Linked DNA regions of Mus musculus: region 1 is linked to region 2. Evidence: chromatin contacts called from ENCODE Hi-C or POLR2A ChIA-PET data. All regions are on one chromosome and are shown on one strand. The core of a region is the stretch at or near the end of the contact, and the rest is flanking DNA. Distances in the headings are between cores, read along the strand shown. Region 1 holds the start of 4930522L14Rik. Region 2 holds the start of Crlf2 (cytokine receptor-like factor 2).

The links. Hi-C counts contacts between places; a loop is a spot of excess contacts on that map. ChIA-PET counts read pairs that join two places held with the same protein, here RNA polymerase II (POLR2A).
Region 1: a loop to region 2 is called in a map of regulatory T cell, with 2.0 times the contacts of the local background. The contact joins the promoter of 4930522L14Rik here to the promoter of Crlf2 in region 2. A Hi-C loop is called at or near these places in 1 of 37 maps with a recorded cell type or tissue (regulatory T cell). POLR2A ChIA-PET finds 5 or more read pairs at or near these places in 1 of 5 experiments (embryonic stem cell).

Annotation. Positions count from the first base shown.
Region 1 is chr5:109,795,277-109,797,976 of GRCm38, reverse strand. It overlaps 4930522L14Rik, which reads left to right and starts at 1,408. Exons shown (of 3, transcript XM_011249625.2): 1 at 1,408-1,794.
Region 2 is chr5:109,557,644-109,560,390 of GRCm38, reverse strand. Crlf2 (cytokine receptor-like factor 2) reads left to right here and starts at 1,398. Exons shown (of 8, transcript NM_016715.4): 1 at 1,398-1,586. The coding sequence starts at 1,508.

The sequences.
Region 1 (2,700 bases), core at 159-2,658, 240 kb before region 2:
AAGGAAGCACTGGGATTTTACTGCGGGAGTCTGGATAAGTTCACATCTAGGTTTCCTACTTCTACACGTGCTAAGTTAGCCATCGTTGGACTAGTTGGACCACAGCCTGTGAAATATTCCAATAAATCCACTTTGTACATACCTAGATTCCTCCTATCAGGTCTGTTCATCTAGAGAACCTTCACTAATACAGTTCTATGTGCGAATGTGTGTTCACCTTCCCACGGAGGAAGGTGTGCTGGCTAACAGCAGTGCTCCACAGGGTTTGTCATCTGGTTCCTGTTTGTCTCCCAGGGTTCACATACCTACCAGCTGAAAACTAGCTGCACTTTACCTAAGCCCAGCGTGAAGGACTCAACCCAAGTGAAATTAGAGTATTTTCCGGTTTATTAGGGGTAGCTCTCTAGAGGATTCACTGATCCCAAGGAAGTAGAGAGTTCACTAGTCCCAAGGAGGTCAGAGAAGTTATGGGATGGGAGAATAAGGAGCAGAGGTGGCGAGAAAAAGCCAGCAAGACAAGCTGGGAGAGAAAAATGCAGGGGAGTAGGGATTGGGAGGGGAAGTGGAGGGAGAAGGAGGGAGAAAGACTGGAGAGGGAAGAAAGGGGAGAGAGATCGAGACAGAAACAGAGACACAAAGAGTACAAAATGTCTGGATTATGTAGAAAGGGCTTCTAGGAAGGGAAAGCCTGGCCGCTGGGCTGGGAGTTCAAGGTACAAGGTGGGGTCTGCCAACCTTGCCCTGTAACAGGTGGAGACTGAGGACTGCTGGGAGAACCTGGAGGCCCAGCTCTAACCTTCCCAGCCTTGAGCAGACCTTGAACATTCGCCATGACAACCCAGGACAGAGACATCTGTCTTTGTTGCAGTTGCAGGTTCTCATGGGAACTTAGCTGTTTTGGCTGCCTGCACTGACATTGCTCTACAACATACTGCAGCTGAAGAGGGGGATGGGTTTTGTAGGTTTTCCCTTTATAAACGCAAACCTTATTATTAAACTTTGAGCCTTGATCAGAACCTTTGCTTGGCTTCATTCTTCTCTCACCCCAATACCTATTCATTTCCAGTTCAGGTTTCAGGTAAACCCAGTTTGCCCATGGCAGGTGGATGGCTCCTTTGGTTTGTTAATAATATGCAGATCAGCCTCTGTTCCTGGGTCTCAATCCCAACAGCAAGAAAACAGAACTATTGTTTGCCCATGACACAATTTAATTGTTAATATTCTGGGCACCTTTTCGCTTGTGGGACAGATTGATAAATCCCCTGCAAGTTGAGTAATGGGCTATGTAAGCTCCCTACCTTGATTCAAGGAGGAAGAAGGCAAACAACCTAGTGAGTGATTGAAGCTCTGGCTGACATCAGGCCCTGGCGATCATAGGGTCACTGCCTACCTAGGGGAGGAGCAAGCAGTGGAACAATGACAGGGAAGTGGTTGGGCTTCCCTGGGGCTGCGCGGGGAGACACATGGGTTGCCTATTGGAGGATCGACACAAATACTACAGAATTGGAAAATGCTGCAGGTCTGGACTTGCAGCTTGTTGGGCTGAGAACCTCTACACGTTGTATCTTCAGCACACTCTAACCCTAAGGGAGGTGCTCCAGTCACTCAAGACTTGTTGGCCAATCAGAGTCTCTCGGCGGAACTGCAAATCAAAAGGAAGGCGGGTTTTTCCGGGTGCAGTGGCGCCTGTTTTGCTTAGTTGCTGAGCTGACTTGATTTGTCCCCTGTTCTGTGCTCTGTCCTGCCGCTGGATGCTGTTTAGGGTGTTCAGGCAAGCTCCGAAGTTGCGACATGGTGAGTACAGGGTCACTGAAAACAATGGGGAGAAACCGGGGTCTGAGCAGCGCGAGCTGCTGCGGTGGGTCTTTCCTGGGACTGCGTGGGATTCCGCGGCCACCTGTGAGGTCCCCTGTGGTCCTAGCCATTCGCGTGACCCAGCTGTAGCGTCTGAATAACTTCGCTGTGGGGGCTGCACGTGTGCAGATCATTTGGCCTGTGTGTAGAGAGATCTTTGGCGTGATCCCAAACTCAGAGAGTCCAGGACTTTCTACAAGTTCTGTTCTTAGCACTTGAGATTAAGGTGGACAATCCATTTGGAGTTCATTTTGTGGAGGTTGTAAAAGGCATCTCTTGTGCTGGGTAGCAATTCAATGTCAAGCTGTGATGTTAAAGAGTAGAATTGATGATGTAAAGGATTTAGTAAAGCTTAGGAAATAGTAAGGCACACCAAGTAGAATTTAGCTGAGGGAGGACTGCCTCACACCTCACAGATAAGTACTATGCCAGCCAGGGCAGTTAGAGGTTAGGATGCTAGGGTACACATGCTTGTTCACCAGCATTGTCTAGAATTCATAACAAAGGAAACAAACGATTCATAATCTGACACTAGGCCCATCTCCTTATCAAAGAGCAGGCCTCTAACCAGCTGCTCAGTGGGGTATTACAGGATCATAACCAACAGCAAGGCCTCTTGTGCCATAAGGTTCAGTTTTCTTCTTGAGAAAAGCATAGTTCTGCCACACTGGCTAGATGACATCTAGTGACAACCATTTGAAAACTTAAAAAAACAAAACAAAACAAAACAAAACAGAAAAACCCACAACCATTGCATTGAGTGTAGGCCTGATCCAGCAATGCTTTCCCTGAGGTCCCCATGTCTGGAGCAGGACACAGCTCCTATTGAAACTCAGGAAAATGGTT
Region 2 (2,747 bases), core at 149-2,648:
TGGCACACGCCTCTAATCCCAGCACTGGGGAGGCAGAGGCAGGTGGATTTCTGAGTTTGAGGCCAGCTTGGTCTACAAAGTGAGTTCCAGGACAGCCAGGGCTATACAAAGAAACCCTGTCTCGAAAAAAAATCAAAAAACAAAAACCAACCAAACAAAAAGACTGGTGCTTGCTTTGAGAAAATAATCCAGATACACACTCCCTTGTGTCCATATTTATTTGTTATCCATGCCAACTCCTTGCTTGCCTGTAAGTACTGGAACCTCGTTCCCTGCAGATCGATGACCCAATTGAGGTTTGTCTGCAGCAGGAACAGATGTTTTGTTCCACTCACCAGTGATCCTAAGATTGTGTGGAGAGTCCTCTGGGGACCATGGGACCGTCTGCAGAGTTTGTGCACAAGGTGACCCGGAGCTGGTGCCGACTGGAAGGGCTGCAGTGCCCTTTCTTTTTTCTTTCTTTCTTTCTTTTCTTTCTTTTTTTTTTTTTTTTTTTGGTTTTTTGAGACAGGGTTTCTCTGTGTAGCCCTGGCTGTCCTGGAACTCACTTTGTAGACCAGGCTGGCCTCAAAATCACAAGAACAACGCACCTAGAGGTGTCACTGTTCACAGAAAGTAGGGTAACCTTATATTAATCATTAATTAAGTACATGGCTTACTCACAAAACCACAGGTCAATATGATGGTAGCCATTTCTCAATTGAGATCCCCGGTTCTCAACATCTTCAGGTTTGTGTCCTTATGAATGAAACCATTTTCCACCAAACTTTAGTAATTGGTGTAACAATGCACAGTGCTGCCCTGTTTGTAAGTTCAAATTTGTATATTACTTAAAATCTTTGTATGATTAAGTACGACTTTTGTTAAGACAAAGAAAAAGATATGTTCACTATTATCTAATATTTACATACCATTTAAGTTTCAACAAAGCGATTTACTTTTGTGCTGGGCCACCTAGAGACTGGGAAAGGGAGAAGCAGAAGTGACCTGGAACAGAAAGTCACACGATGGCCAGCCACCTCCATCTTGGTGAGGTCAATGTGCAACCAAATGACAGAACAAAGAAGTAGAGAGGAACAGACATATGGGAGCAACACCTCCCTTCTGTTTTTGGATAAAAGACACACAATTTTTATTATTTACAAGTAAGCCTTAAAAAGCACCACAAGAGCCGGGCAGATTAGATGGGCGGGGGCGGGGCCTTGGAGGTTTGGGGGCGGGGACAGGCCGCGAGGGGCGTGGTCGGGGCGCACGCGGAGTCCACCCCCCCCCCCCCGCCCCCCCCCCGCTTCCCCCTATCCGGGTGATTGATGGGAAGAGGAAGCCGGGCCACGCCCATGTCGGTGAGTCGCCGCATCCGTTTATTGCCGTGGCCCCGCCCCGTCGCCCCAACCCCCGCCCCCGGCTTCCCGTTTTCGGCTCTAAGCGGCCTGGGCGCCCTCGACTCGGACCGGCTCGGACCGAACCAGCTGTCAATCACTGCAGCGTCCGCGGCCCCGCCGGCGACATGGCATGGGCACTCGCGGTCATCCTCCTGCCTCGGCTCCTTGCGGCGGCAGCGGCGGCGGCGGCGGTGACGTCACGGGGTGAGGAGTGAGCGGGGGCGGGGCTGCCTGTCAATCGCCGCGGTGGGCGGGGCCCGAGCAAGAGCTACCAAGTTGCTTTTCGTCCCATCATTGCTTTTCGTCCCATCATGAATATGCAAATAAGGCCTCTGGCCCTCCTAAGGGCGATCGGATAGCGCTTCGTTTGCATATTCATTTTGATCTTTGCGTATGCATGAGCCCCGCCCTCCCCCCCTACGCTCGGCGCTTTCTCCTCAGTAATATGCAAATGAGACCTAAACCCCGCCTTGACCTCATTAGCATAGTGCTGCCGCCACAATCTCGCTCCTCCTCCTGAATATGCAAATAAGGCCTCTGGGCCGCTCCTTCTTTGCATATTCATATACAGCTTTCCCGCTTATATGCAAATAACGCTTCGCCCCTACCGAGTTCTCACTCATCGCTTCTCATTTGCATATCCATCGGGAGATACACATATTCATGAGCGATGTATTTCTGTCTTCCATCCCCTCATGAATATAGAATTGATGCCCTGTCCATATGGATCACTATGCATTTGCATATTTTCCCCACGATTTACATATGCACAAGCCTCAACGTCTTGCTCCAACGTCCCTGATCATGAATATGCAGATGAGACCTCAGATCTCCGAAATTGAATCTGCCCGCTCCTCATCATATACTGCTATTCTCATATGCACCAGCCACAAAGTCTTCCATCCTTTTCCCCTCATGAATATGCAAAGAATGCTTCCCCAGTCCATCTCCACTCTGGTTCACTGCCTGCTCATTTGTGTATCCATTGGTCGCTTTGCATAGTGGTGAGCCCCGCTTCCCTACCGCTTTCTTTGCGATCATGTATATTCAAATGAGGCTCCGACTTGCTAGCTGCTCATTTGCATATTCGAGAAGCGCTTTCCATATTCATGAGCCCCCAATCCTTTTCCTTTTCTCTGTTTGTGAATATGCAAATGAGGTGTCGCCCACCGCTACAGTTCTTGGGCCTCTCGTTTACATATTCATTCCCTATATTTGCGTACGAGCCAGAATGTCTTCCTCTGTCTTCCCCTGCCTAGTGCATATGCAAATGAGGCCCGGCCTGCTCCCAGCGCCCTAGCCAAGGGTCTGAGTCAGGGAAATGGCTGCGATGGCTCTTCTGGAACGCGCTGACGTCACGGGCTG